Linked DNA regions of Homo sapiens: region 1 is linked to region 2. Evidence: chromatin loops called from intact Hi-C (ENCODE). Cell type or tissue: stomach. All regions are shown on one strand. Links, peaks and the distances in the headings refer to the core of each region. The heading gives the core; the rest is flanking DNA.

Evidence for each region. A loop is a pair of places that touch in the nucleus more often than their neighbours do. Peaks named below come from ENCODE experiments on the same cell type or tissue, not always from the same donor. Only the 100,000 strongest peaks of a DNase experiment are listed, where the experiment ranks them.
Region 1: it touches region 2 in a loop (2.8-fold over the local background); 1 of 110 quality-filtered maps calls a loop at or near these places.

What each region holds. Positions count from the first base shown.
Region 1 is chr3:151,127,169-151,134,817 of GRCh38, forward strand. MED12L (mediator complex subunit 12L) reads left to right here. Exons shown (of 45, transcript NM_001393769.1): 5 at 657-816. Among named protein-coding and RNA genes, the nearest start is that of MED12L, 45 kb to the left of the region's middle. In stomach, for the core only: no CTCF peak of the experiment used is centred there; a DNase peak (open chromatin) is centred at 3,453.
Region 2 is chr3:150,931,687-150,939,335 of GRCh38, forward strand. The region is part of intron 2 of CLRN1 (clarin 1); the gene reads right to left. Among named protein-coding and RNA genes, the nearest start is that of MINDY4B, 30 kb to the left of the region's middle. In stomach, for the core only: no CTCF peak of the experiment used is centred there; no DNase peak of the experiment used is centred there.

The DNA.
Region 1 (7,649 bases), core at 1,519-6,518, 200 kb after region 2:
AATAGTACCTTTGTGGTCTGGAAGACATAATTAACTGCCTCAAGTGCCTAATTTCAACCAGTAAATTAATTACCTAGCTATTTCTGGCTCAGTGTTTATTAGGCAGATTCACTGATCCATCATTGTAGTCTCTCTTTTAAATTTTGTACTAATGTCACTTTTAGAAGCTTTCTGGAAATTGTTACTCTTATGAAATTTTAATCAGAAAGCTTTGTACACACACAAAAAAAGGTCCTGGATAAAATATAGAGTAGGGACAATTTTCACTTGGTCTGTCCCTTCCAATTTTGAGATAAATTCTTTGGAGGACTGTCATGAAATTATTTTTCCTTGCTCTGTTGATAAGATGAGTAGCTCTCAGCATCTGAGAATTTGAAAATCATTTATTTAAAAAAAATGGAAAGCACAACTAGTGAAAGTTTTATATTGTGCTACACCTAGTTTTGATTATTTTTTTCTTAATGAAAATTGGCTTAAAATGTTCCTTTAAAAAAACAAAAACTACATGCACTATTTGAAAATCCATCAAGGATATACTTTCTTAGGGCCAGCAGGTAACTTACAGACTCTTTCTTTTGCTTCCCCTTTATTTAGGTTTATCTAGTGATGAACACAGTACGTGATTATTATAAATATACTATGTTGTTTCTTTTTAGGTTCCTATCCTTAGTAAAAAAGAGGATGTTTTTGCATATTTAGCTAAATATTCTGTGCCAATGGTTCGAGCAACGTGGCTGATCAAGATGACTTGTGCCTATTATTCTGCTATATCTGAAGCTAAAATTAAGAAACGTCAGGCTCCTGATCCGAATTTGGGTAAGTGAGAGAATACAATACACCTTACATTTCATTATTGATTTTGCAAGTAATTGTTGCCTGTACCCTCTGGATACAGCCCAGCATGGTGAGTGTTGAGAAGGTCCGTGGTGAGACTGATTTGCTCGGGTATGGATAGGGCAGCTGTTCCTAGTTCACTCAGTCTCAGAATCCTGACTCCATTAGCAAGGGCTGTTGATCTTACTGCCAAAATATATCCTGAATCTGAACACTTTTCACCACCACAGCTGTTGAAATGCTGGTTCAAGCCACCGACATCTCTTAACTGGTTGGAGTCACAGCCTTCTAGCAGCTTTCTCTGCTGTTACTTTTGCTCCTTACATTGTATTCTCTGCATAACTACTATACTAATCTCCAAACCTAAATGGTATATTGTGTTTCTATTTATAAATTTGCAGCAATTTTTTATTACAGTGGGAATACAGATCCAGATTCTTTACTGTGGCCAGTGAAGTCATCGCTGATCTGCCCCCACCCCCGGCTCCCCCCCTTCCTGTGATGTTCCAGCCACAGTGCCTTCCTTCTATCTCCCTAATATGCTGAGCAGAGCTCCTTCCCTTTTCAGGGCTTCTGTGTTTCTTGTTTGTTGTACTTGGTTGGTCTTCTCTGGAATATTTGCATGCTTCTGTCTCTTCATTGCAGCTTTGGCTCAAATGTCATTTCTGCAGGAGGCTTTCTCTGGCCACCTACCTAAATTGCATTCCCTCTCTTTCTCTCTTCTCCCTCTACTTCTGGTTATGTTCTCACGTTATTATTTTATTCAATGTCCATCTCAATATCTGAAATTATGTTTAAAATATTTGTATCTGTCACTCTGTGCCCCACCTCACATACACTAAAATGTAAGGCCCATAAGGGCAGGAATGTTGGTCTTATTCTCACCAAGTCCCCAGTGTCCAGAGTTATGCTGGCCATGGTCAGTATTTTGAGTCAGAGTCCCCACTATGTTGGTTTCTAGACTGTGACTTCTTGAGGTGGTGCTAAAGCATGCTTTGTAGAAGATGTGATGCTAAACCAGAAATGTACATAAAGAGTTATATATAAATATGACCATTTAGAGATTGGGTTTATAAATAATTCCTTATGAAATGAAAACAGCTTATGGTTTTGTAAGGGAGAGTCCAATCACAAATCTCTGAGGAGGAGGGACAGAAAGTACAGACGTCTTCAGATGCCAGGTGGTGCCCTGGATAAATGAGTTGGGGTATAAAGTGGTGGGGAGTGGTGTGATTGGAGCACACTCTAAAAAGCATGAACACTTAAAATTAAAAACAAAAACATGGTCTGAATTCTGTGGCTGCCATCTTTGAGTTCAGCATCATCCTATACGTGTTAAAAGAAATAAGCAAAAAGAAACTGTATTTTAGAGAAGAAATGCCCAGGAAAAAATACTAGAAGGTAGTAATCCACAAGTTAACAGTGATGGCCTCTTAGTGTTGTTTTCACGGTGGTCTTCTATTATCTTTATATTTCTCTGAGTTTATTCCCCCCATCAGCATTTTATTTTATTTGAGGGAATACAAAAGAAGTGCCCCTTTTTATTACTAAAGTAATACATTTTCATTACAAAATTTTCAAATAGTGCTGAAGTAGATACAACATGATGTTCAGGTTTCTCTTCTCCCTTCTCCTCTGTTATCCTTTTTGAAGTTTCATTCATTCAGCAAAGTTCAGCCTTCACACACACATATTTCTTCATATATCTACATTTGTGTGTGTGTGTGTGTGTGTGTGTGTGTGTGTGTATCTCCACTGGATTAACTTATTTATTTATTTATTTTTAGAGGTGGGGGGTCTCAGTCACCCATGTTGGAGTGCAGTGGCATGATCATAACTCACTGCTTCCTCAAACTCCTGGGCTGAAGTGATCTTCCTGCCTCAGCCTCTCAAGTTGTTGGGACTATAGGCGTGTGTCACCATGCCTGGCTAATTCTTTAATGTTTTGTAGAGACAGGGTCTCACTGTGTTGCCCAGGCTTTTTTGGAATGCCTGGGCTCAAGTGATCCTCTCACCTGCACCACCCAGAGTACTGGGATTACAGGGTGAGCCACTGCCCAACCAGTCTCCATTGGATTTATTAATACTTCTCCCCAGGACCTGGATATCCAATTGCTTACTAGCCACCTTCACTTTGATGACATCTGAAGTGTCTGAATCGGCATCTGAACCATAATGTATATCAAATCAAGGTCTTGATTTCTTGTCATCCCTTAACTGTTTCTTCCTGACATTTCTTCTTAGTAAATGTTATGTGTAGTTATTGGATGGGTAAGGGTAAGAGCCAAATTGTCATTCCTGGTATTTATCTTTCTCTCAAAATCCTACATTCAGTCCGTCAACAATCTTGTCATCTTTACTTTCAAAATAAAACCAGAATCTGAAAACTTGGTCTTCTGTGTCCCTGCTGTTACTCTGGCCAAACCACCACCACCTTTGCCTGTCTATGGCAGGGTTTTAGCCAATCTTCTTGTTTTTGTTTTTCTTCCTCTAATGTCAGCTTTCCACTTTGTAGCCAGAATGATCCTGTTAGGGCAGAAATTACGCCACCCTTATGCCCAGAATTCTTGCATGGCCCCTTGTCCCACTCAGATTGTGTAACTCAGCGACGCCAGCGACCTGCCTGCACATTCCAAACTCAGAGCTCTGCTGACCTGTGGGCGCGGCTCTTCCTTCACCTGTGGGTGCACATGGGCCTGCTCCCTTGCTCCACTGTGGTCTCTGCCCAGACGCGCTTCCTAAGAAAAGCCTTCTCCAACCACTGCTGCCAAAATATCTCCCTGTTACTGTCTTCTTATTCTGCTTTATTTTTCTTCATTGTTCTTAACACCATCTGATGTTATATTTTTTATTAATTTTTGATCATCTGTCTACATCCACTCCCAAGTACAACACAGGCTCCATGAAGGACTTCGCTAGATTTGTTCAGTGCTGAGTCTCTGAAGACAGTACTTGGCATACACAAGGTGGTCAGTAATCTTTAAAATAAATAAATGAATAATTAGGCCTGAAACATTTATGTTTGTGTGTGTGTGTGATGTGATTACATATTTCTGCATCTGTGTATGTATGTATTTAAAAAAATTTCTCCCAATTGATAATCCTTGAAACTTTCATTATCACCAGCTATATCGGAGAGACTACTCCATTCCTTATGTTCTCTTAATATATATTTTTTTGGTAACATGTTCTTGTCAGTGTTTTTCCTGATGTTCAATTTAATCTGACTTCGACTGCTACAAAAATGCAAAAAGGAAGTGCAGGAATGATTTTTACAACTGAAACTTAAAACGATTTTAGAGCAAATAAGAGTTCAAGCCAGGCATGGTGGCTCATGCCTATAATCCCACCACTTTGGGAGAACAGGGCAGGAAGATCGCTTGAGCCCAGAAGTTTAAGACCAATCTAGGCAACATAGTGAGACTTTGTCTCTCCAACCCTCCCCACCAAAAAAATTAGTAAGGTGTGGTGGTGCACACCTGTATTCCCAGCTACTCAGGAGGCTGAGGTGAGGGGATAGCTTGAGTCTAGGAAGTTGAGGCTGCAGTGAGCTGGGATTGAGCCACTGCACTCCAGCCTGGGCAACAGAGAGAGACCCTCTCCCTCAAAAAACAAACAAACAAACAAAAACAAAAAACAGTTTGATAGATCTTGATAATTTGGAAAGGTTATGTAATTTCTGGGAAATCCCAGATATGAGTGTTTCACCAGGACCACATGATTTCCCCTACTAAATGGAGAAATGGAGGGAAGTATAGCTCCAGTTTCTACTTAAGAACGTTATGGACTTGTTGGATTCATTAGTTTTACCATTAATTTCCTTATCACTATGGCTGGTTGGACTTTGGAGGGTTATTTTTCTCCCCACCAAAAAGTTAAAACTTTTATTTTTTGCATACCCATAATGGATGGATTATTAGGTTTAGTCACTAGCTGTATTTTTTCTTCCTCTGTAAGCCAGATAACATACGATTCTGTTTTTTGATCCAGTTGATTTACAGTATATTGCAGTTCATGGGTTTTTATGATTATTAATGTATATTTAAAATTGTGAATATTAACTCCATGAAGATCAAGTGCCTATAATAATATTTCTTATGTTAGAGTATCCAGGCTTTGAACTAAGACAGGCCAAAGGCTAAAAAGAGAAATATTTTTAAAATGTATGAATTTCAGGAGTTTACCCCTAAGTTCCCAGGTCTACCATCTCAGAGGGAGCTTTGGGCTTTACTTTTATCAGTGCTGCCACTAAGAGACAAGGTGATTTAATGCAAAGTCCTTAGCTTCTCCAGACATCAGTCTTTTCAACCTTGATTCAATCCAGTGTCTGTGTTGCCTTTGTCATGTTTTTTTAGTTGTCTTTAATCTAGAACAGTTCATTAGCCATTTTCTTTTGACCTTGATATTTTTGAAGGAGGCACACCAGTTATTTTGTAGACTGTCCATTGATTTTTCCTTTCTCCAGTTTCTCATTAATAGATTTAAGTTACATACCTTTGCTTGGAATAGCCTGGAGGTGATGCTGTGAATGTATCAGTGTATCATATCCCAATACTGATGGTGGTAACTTTGATGATTTGGGTAAGGTGGTGTCTATCGGATTTTTCTCCTTCAAAGTTACTATTCTACCCTTTGTAATTAGTAATTTACCTGTGTAAATATACAGTTCCTTTCTCTATATTCTTATATGTATTTTAATTGAAAATGAAGGATTCTGTTTATACTATATGAAAAGAGCATGTTTTCCAAATATCTAATCTTGTTTTACTATCACTTTGTTACACCTGATACCTCTGACATTCGCCTTTGTCGTCAGCAGCTTTTTCAACTTTTAAAAGCAAATTATACAGTATATTTGAAAGCATTTGGCTGTGTAGACATAGCCATAATGTAATGTAGCAAGTTTCACACTCCTAGCAAGGGATACAGCCAAGGGAGTACACACATATATATGTGTTGAATTGGATTAAATCACATACACTTCAGAAGATTAACTTCTAGTAATAGGTTCTGTGTTCTGGCATTGATAGCAAAAAGAATCATTCAGCACGTTTGGGAAAAGATTGACTATCAAGTGTCATCCTTTTCTGGCATTGGTTTTATGACTTCCGTTGTCTTGATGATTGTTATTAGGATTTGTAAAGTGTTTTCGGTAGAAATGACTTTTATTCCTTTGTAATAGAAACGTGTTTTATTTTCAGTTCCTACTTTCAGCATTGGAGCAGAGCTATAAAGCACTGCTGTTTGATTTTATTGAAGGGAACTTTTCCCAAAGTTAAGTGGGCTCACAGCAACAAGGAGCAACACAGAGATCCTTACTGTCGTTATGCAGAGAGTTACAGATCTCAAATGTAGATTAAATGGGTTGCTGCCCTGGGGAGCTTGCAGTCAGCAAAGATGTACCCAGTACACTGTATACACAAAAGTGAGAGGAGTGAGAAGCGCCTTGGGTTTCTGAGTGAGGTCTCATGTGTAACTTCAAAGTGGGTAATGAAATATTTGACTTGGACAAATCTGAGTATCAGGACAGAGATTTTAAATAGAGGGGAATTAGGGAAGCCTGAAAGAAGAGTTTGTAATTCTTAGTCCTTGTGAGACCTGAAAAAAAAAAAAGGTTTAGGTGGACACGATGTTTAGAAAATGTCATGAAATAGTTGATGTTGCTACTTGAGGGAGAGTACGCCAGAAATAATGCATGTTCGGTTTCAGATATTTTTAGAGTTGAATTAAGTTTCATTTTTAAGAGAACAAGATTGTTCAGCTGCCTTAAATATTTTGAGCTCACCAGAGAAAATTATTTAAAACAGGCTAGCTAATACTTAAAAATGAAAAAGTAAAACTCACATTGAGTTATGCAATTGAAGTCTTTGAACAGATTAGGAAATATGACTTTATAGTAAATAACGGAATTTTGTACATTTATTTATAGGAATTTTCCCCATGAGGAGTCTTATTGTTGCTGAATCAACTAATAATAACTACAGCATTTATTGCTGTTATTGCTGTCACTGTTAACAGCATTTCTTGAGCACTTATGGAATCCCCGGTATTGTGATAAGCAGGGATACGGTGCTAACTGCATTTCAAGGTTGAATCAGCTCCCGATGTGTGCTGGGTAATGATCTAGGTTGTTTGGAGAAGCTTGTCAGCCATGGGAATGCCCCATCCCTTGCTGTTGTGGGGTTGTTTTTTTTTTTTTTTTGGCCTGTTTGAAAATGGTCAGTCCCTCACCAGGTCTATTGGCTCTCTGCCACGGTTCTTCTGTTGTGCAGTGATACAGTGTTCCCCATTTCATTAGTAAATGTTTGCTGGGTTCTATGTATATTTTGTCCGTTTTATGACTTATTATTCAGATAGCCTGTGAAAGAGATACGTTATTCTCATTTCGTGGATGAGGATGGTGATGTGCAGGTGGTGCACAGAACCCCTCAGCGTAAGTGTCCAAACTTGGCTCCAGAGCCTGTGCTGGACACCACTGGTCAGTGAGGACAAGAGTGTGACAGTGTAATCACTGCCCTCTAGGTATTTGCAGTATGAGTAGGGGACATGCATCCAAACAATCAAATATTAGAGAAGGAAGACTTCATAGTGACAGGAAGAAAATACAGAGGAAGTCTTAAGGAATAAGCCACTGAGGGAACTTGGGACATCCAGGAGATTCACAGAGGAAGTGACTTAGGTGTATACTTTTGCAAGAAGAGACGCTTCCTAGGAGGACACAGCTGGAGTGGGCTGTTGTTCAGGGAAGGGCATTTCTGACAGAAGGATGAAGTCTGCAGAGAAATACGTTATCAAATAGTTTGACTTGTTGCACC
Region 2 (7,649 bases), core at 1,417-6,416:
GAAGAGAAGTGGGTTTTCATTCATACTCTTGCCCAAGACTTCACAAACGGTAGGATCAGTCCTACATGTCTCTCTCCTCTTTTTCCCAGTTATCCATGTACACCAAGAGCCCAAATTCACACGGTGCCAGTTGGACAGATTCCTTATGTGTCTGTCTATCTGACCAACACTGCTCCTGCTCCCAAGAAAGGTTAGAATAAGCCAGGACTGTGGAAATCCTGCCAAACCTTGCTGGAGCTATAATGTGGAGTATAACCAGGCACAAGGCCCAGGTTTTGCTGCCCAGTGTCTTACTCAATGACCTACAGCCATTTTTCCTTTCATCTGTCTGATTTCCCCACCATCTGTCTGGTACTGTAGGTTTTTTTTTTCTTCCTTTTAATGACTTTGATTACTGAGTTAATTTCTGACTGAATAGGATAGCTGAGTTATAGGGCTGTCACACCATGAATGATCAGTCAATTAACAAACGTTTGTAATGTGCTAGACACTGCACATTCATGACTCTCCTCTGACAGCTGTCTGAGACTGCAGAATTGAGCACTGGTCTCCTCCAGTCCTTACTATATGGGGAACGTAGGACATGGCCAATGAGGGTTGCTTCTTCATCCCTGAATGACTCTGAGGGCACCTGTGCTTTTATGAGTGGGAACTCCCTGCCAGGATCTGTGGGAGTCCAGAGGTCCTATGGGTTTGGCTCCTCGAAGGGGAAGAAATCTCTGAAATGTTATGAAATGTTATCCTATGATCAGTAAGATCATATTTTTGGAAATAATAAACTGGAATTTCAATTCCATTTAAAGTAATGATCAGCATTTTCAGAAAGCTTTCAACACATCATCTTCAATTGTCTTATAGGTGACAGATATTAGGGGCATTTCATTGCCAATATAGAATGATAAATTGATAATTTCCTTTTCAAGGAATATTGAGAGATGATAAATAGGTGTGGGAAAGCCACAACTTTACAAGTGTAGGTGTTAATTTTCTCTAAAATTATGTAAATGTCACTAGAAAGTTAGTAATTGAAAGTAAGGTCACCAGCAATGATTTCTTCCCCAAATAGAAGTTGTTCTGACTCTACACTGCTCCAGAGACCGATGGCTACCATCTAAAAAGGGACAGAGGGACAAGTGAAGTGAGTTAATACCAAAGGGTAGATTTTGAGATTGTGATGGCAAGCAATTTGGTCATGTGTTTCCAAAGGATAGATGTAGATGAAGGAATAACACCATTGGGTCTAGCCTTTTCACTTTATCTTCTGTAATGGAAAGTTGAAGAGCCCATATCTAACCTAAGTTTTACAAATGTTATATTATTGAGAAGGATGATTAATGCAAAGAAGAAATGGTCTAAAAATACAATGTTTATCTAATTTGAATTTATTTTCGGAAATATGTCTGAAAATATGACATTTTCAGAAGAATATCATTTGTTACCAGAAAATATGCAGCTACTTCTGTTTTATTCACTTATTCAACAACTATTTATTGAGTGCCTGTTGCGCTGTTGTGGGAACTGGGGGTACAGCACTAAATGAAACAGGTACAAATCCTTTTCTTCACAGAGCTCTCAGTGATGGAGACAATGGAAAGGGAGAGAGAGGCAATAACTTGATAAGTACATTCAATGGTTTATCAGAGTGTGATATATATTAAGGAGAATAAAATAAAGCAGAGAGGGGGGATAGGAAGGCTGGGGAGGGATGGCCAGGGGAGGCCTCATAGGGAATATAACATTTAAGTGTATCTTGAGAGAAGTGAGGGAGTGAGAAGGTAGATATTTGGAGGAAGATTATTTCAGGCTGAAGGAAGAGTGAATGCAAAGGAAGTAGGTGGTTTGAGTGAAGAGGGGAGGAAGGTAAGGGATAGAAAGAGGTGAGCTGTCTGTGTGTGTTTCTGAAGTGGATACATCAAGTGGTGCTTTGGAGGTCAAAGCAAGGACTTGGGTTGTGACTGTAAATGAAACAGAAGAGAAGACGTACATTCTGAGTAGGATAAGAATCTCTTTGCAACTGTGATAGAAAATGATTAAGCATTTCCTTGCACAAGGTCATAGCTGGGCCATGTACAAAATAAATGAAACACAGTCCTCCTACCACACCCTGGACATGAATGACCTGGAATGTGATTCCTCACAACACTGCCCCTTTAGCCACTGCCCTGCATATGAGAATGAAATTCTTTGCCCATTGCCAACATCAGCTGTCTAACATTACTTCTCTTTTCCTTCTGTGGCCTCTTTTCTAAGTTCTATGCTGAGAAACTAGCAGAATACATTCATTACTGGGTTTTCCTGCCACAAATCCTTTATTCTTCCTCAGGCTCTGCGGCTTTGATGACTGGACATCCCTGTGTCTCTTTCTCGAACTCCTGAAAAACAGCTCCTTCATAAGGATTGGCGTAGAGATAAGATGCAGATTTTTTTTCACCACCAATTACAGAATAATGTGCCCCAGACATATTTCAGAGTCCAGGGTATTATTCATACTGAAACTGATATATAATGTAACTGTTCTGTTTTTGAACTGTTCTTTATTTTATTGTCTTTGTGTATATGAATGTGCTTATGTTCCATGCCATAGCTGTAATTATCATAATTAATTAGGCCCATACTAGGAGCGTCCTCTTTTTAAAGAAAGGCAGCAATTTTGTTTGCCCTGCTTGGCATAACTCATAGCAGACACTATATGTAAGAGAAGGCATAACTCATGACGCTATGTGTAAGAGAAGCTATATGTAAGAAAGCCTATATATAAGAGAATAATTATAATCATTGCAAATGGTAACAAATACAATTTGCAATAAGTCCACATTTTGGTGGTTTTTATCACCTCCAAAAGGCCTGAACCAATACCTTTCATGTCATTCTCAGAGAGTATTCACAGAACTGCTAGGATGTTCTACCACTGATCCATGTCAAGTCTGCCAGCTGGCCTACTCCCTTTTACATGCAGATCTAGGTAAGACCCTCTCCCATCAACTGGGAAACACCTAGAATGGAATATATAAAAGGCCCCCACTCAAATATCACTGCCGCAACTAAAAACTATGAATCTAATTGCTTCTATACTCAGCTCCCTCTTTTTTGGTTCTCTCTCTTCCTCTACCTCCTTAAGTTCTCTCTCTCTCTTTCTCTTTCTCTCTCTCTGTCTCTCTCTTCCACTGTATTATAAATCTTGAGGGAAGCTTTTTCACCCCCTTTTCCCTATTCTGCCTTCTCCTGCCCGCACCTCTATTACAGGAGGCCACCTTTACACAAAGCTCACTGCTGATGGTAATCTTGAAACATTCCCTCTGGGACACTCATAATCTCCCAGTTTTCCTTTTTCCTCTTTTTCTTTGGATATTGCTACTCAGTGTCGTTTGCTGGCTTCTCCTCCTCCTAAACCAAAAAATTAACTGTCAGTGTTCTTCAGGAATTGGTCCTACATCAATTTTTGTTTTTTTATTTTATTTTATTTTATTATTATTATACTTTAAGTTTTAGGGTACGTGTGCTCAATGTGCAGGTTAGGTACATATGTATACATGTGCCATGCTGGTGTGCTGCACCCAATAACTCGTCATTTAGCATTAGGTATATCTCCTAATGCTATCCCTCCCCCCTCTTCCCACCCCACAACAGTCCCCAGTGTGTGATGTTCCCCTTCCCGTGTCCATGTGTTCTCATCGTTCAATTCCCACCTATGGGTGAGAACATGCGGTGTTTGGTTTTTTGTCCTTGCGATAGTTTGCTGAGGATGATGGTTTCCAGCTTCATCCATGTCCCTACAAAGGACATGAACTCATCATTTTTTATGGCTGCATAGTATTCCATGGTGTATATGTGCCACATTTTCTTAATCCAGTCTATCATTGTTGGACATTTAGGTTGGTTCCAAGTCTTTGCTATTGTGAATAGTGCCGCAATAAACATACATGTGCATGTGTCTTTATAGCAGCATGATTTATAGTCCTTTGGGTATATACCCAGTAATGGGATGGCTGGGTCAAATGGTATTTCTAGTTCTAGATCCCTGAGGAATCGCCACAATGACTTCCCCAATGGTTGAACTAGTTTATAGTCCCACCAACAGTGTAAAAGTGTTCCTATTTCTCCAGATCCTCTCCAGCACCTGTTGTTTCCTGACTTTTTAATGATTGCCATTTGAACTGGTGTGAGATGGTATCTCATTGTGGTTTTGATTTGCATTTCTCTGATGGCCAGTGATGGTGAGCATTTTTTCATGTGTTTTTTGGCTGCATAAATGTCTTCTTTTGAGAAGTGTCTGTTCATGTCCTTCACCCACTTTTTGATGGGGTTGTTTGTTTTTTTCTTGTAAATTTGTTTGAGTTCACTGTAGATTCTGGATATTAGCCCTTTGTCAGATGAGTAGGTTGTGAAAATTTTCTTCCATTTTGTGGGTTGCCTGTTCACTCTGATTCTTTTGCTGTGCAGAAGCTCTTTAGTTTAATTAGATCCCATTTGTCAATTTTGGCTTTTGTTGACATTGCTTTTGGTGTTTTAGACATGAAGTGGTCCTAGGTCAGTTTTTATCTATGTGCATTCTCTCCCTAGGTGATCTCATCCAATTTTATTGCTTTACATAATATCTATATCCGAATAATGCCCAAATATACATCTTTCTTCTAGACCTCTTCACTGAACTCCAGATTCATGTAACTGACTATTTACTTGGCATCTCCACTTGGTGGTCTCATAGCAACTCAGACTCGATGTGCCCCAAATGGAACACATGATTTTAGTGCTGAGCTCTTCTCCCCACCCCTTTCTTGCCCTAAACTGCAAGCCTGCTCCTCCCTTGTCTTACCCAGAATGCCACCACTATTTATTAGTTGCATAAGCTACCTGAAAAACATTTTGAATGTACTTTCAGAATGTTTTTAGAATCCATTCATCTTTTTCCATCTCCAATGTGATGGTATTGTCTTTCACCAGACATTTCTTAGAGAGGTAAATCAGCTATCAGATATCTTTTTAAAATCTTTCAAAAGGTTTTCATTGCAATTAGAATCAATTCTAAAAGACTTACCATGGTTAATGTTTAGGGTCCAACATTAACTGGTATCAACTGATCTCTCTAACCTCATTTTTTCCTTGTGCCATTTCCCCTCACTACCCAGCACCTAGCCACATTGGCCTTCTTTCGGTTCCTACAACAAGCAGACCTCTTTCCCTAGAGTCTTCAGTGTGCTTTCTCTTCTACTTGGGACGTTCTGTGAAGGTTCTCAGTTCCTTCTTAGCTTTAGAACTCAGCTATTGGAGCAGTCTTCCCTGACCACCATCTCAAAGCCAGATCTCTGCTATCTTTCTCTTTCATAGCAACTTGTTTATCACCCTCATTGTAATTATTGCAAACTGTAATCACTTAATTATTTATGTACACTTTTGAAATTAGATGAGATTTTTAAAAGGTGTCTGATAGATGATTTACCTCTTTAAGAAATGTCTGGTGAAAGGCAATACTATTGTATATTATAGCAACCTGTTTATCACCCTTATTGTAATTATTGCAATCTGTAATCACTTAATTATTGATATACACTTTTGTTTGACTCTCCCACTAGACAACAAGCTCCGTGAAGACAGCATTGTGTGCCTGATTCACTGTGGGATCACCAGTGCCTATTATAATGGCTGGCACATAATGGGCACTCAGTCAATGTTTGACAAATACGTGAAATATATTCACTTATATTGCAACCCTTAGCACTGGCTACAAATTAGAATGACTCCAGAGAGCTTAAGGTAAAATAGCAGTGCCCAAGCCCTACCCCACCAGAGACTATAATTTAATTAGTGTTGTGTGAGACCTGAGATCAGTAGTTTTAGAAAGTTCTTCAGATGATTCTAATGTACAGTCAAAGAAGCGAATCACTGCCCAAAATGAACTATGGGGGATGATGAAGGTATTACTAAAAACCTTGGGAAAAAGACTTCTCAGCATCAATTTATAAATGACAAGATGAGAAAGAGCAAATTGGCTGACTTGCATGGGTTTCATGCAACAATATTACATGGAGAATGCTGAGGAATACGAGCTAAACTGGAGGTTATGAGAGTGGAAGAAATGTCTGGTTCAAGAGGCAACAGAATATGAAGCCATAAGTATGAGCCAGCTGTGTGACTGAAGCCTTTGCTGGCCTGGTCCAATGGGTTGCTTTCTTTCCTTTTCTACCTGCAGGGTCTGGCATGCACCACATCGGGAGACATAAGGAGATGCCCATAGCAGTACTCTGGGCAGTGTGGAAAGGTCCAGATAGACAATTGGGAGGACTTCTTTTCCCTTCCCTTCCCTTTCCCCTTTCTACATGCCCCAGGATGCCAAGTCTTGGGTGCCCATCCAGCAGGGAAGTAGACAGTTGAAGAAATGACCATAGAATGACTTCAGCACAAGGAGCGGGGAAGCTTAGGGAACCTGAATGTGAGTAGGGAGGAGAAAAAGAGAAAAGAGGTCCAAGGAGGAAAGCATTTTTCTTCTCTGCTGACAGTGAGCACTGCCACCTGGGCAGCACACATTGGCAAGAGAAACAAGGGAAGAGAACCAGTCAGTGGAAGAGAGCTGACTTCTGGGGTCTCTTAATGGAATGTGACTCGTACGTGAAATAAAGGACCCCAATACAGTCTCTGGCCTCTGAGTGTGTGACGCATTGGCTCACACTTAGAATGTTTGGGATAAGGGCTACAAACCTACCCTTACACAATTGGGTCTTAGAGCCAGGGTCTGCATGGACATTACAACTGTGAATAAACACCTTCCAAAGTTCCAAGGGCTTCTGGGTACCATATGAGATTTAAGGGGAATGAGGAAGTCTGTGATTCCAAAGTGACCTGTTTATCCCCAGAGGTCACAAACTGCCAGTCCATCTGACCCTCAAACATGTTTTATTGTTGTAACGGTTTTTTTTTTAGTTATTGAACATTTTGATATTTCAAAATAAGTATTGGGGGCTTAGAAAAACACTGGGTGATCTAAAAACACTGGCCTTTATCCTCTGCAAGACACAGATCTGGAGCTGGCTCCTTCCCTTCCTTTCTCCCCTTCTCTTCCTTCCCTGATTCACAAACCTTTATTGAGCCCATGTTTTTACAACAAATTTGAAGGTGGGTGAGACAGAATAGAATGCAGGCACAGGTCCTGATCATTCCTGCATATATTTGTGTGCTCAGGTTCTCCTTGCATTAGGCCTGGCCAAAGGCAGAGATAGGATCTGGGATTTGGATTAAATTCTGTATTCTCTGAGTCATCTTGCTTTTCAAATGCTGTTAGTTTGGTCGTCTGTCAGAACTGTCAAATAATTTGTCTTCCAAGTGCGCTGTTCTTCAGAATTTCATTCAGAAGCTGGAGCGCTAGACGGCTGTTGCTGCTAATGAGCTGTTGTGTCTCACCTTCACTCCAGCTTTGCTTTTCTCTGCTTTATGATGCCAGGTCAAGACTCCCCAAACTAGTTCTGCCTTTTCAGCTGTTTTCTGTCAAACATGAGCACCAGGGGGAGAGAGAAGACGAGAAAAGAAAAGGGAGAAAGGCCCACACCTTCCACTTCACTTGTAGTTCTCCCTGGTGGCAGCAACTGGGGAGTTTCCAGCCCTTTCCCACACCCAGAAACCCCTCATGGTGTCCCAGTGCCAAGTCCTCAAGGTCTGAG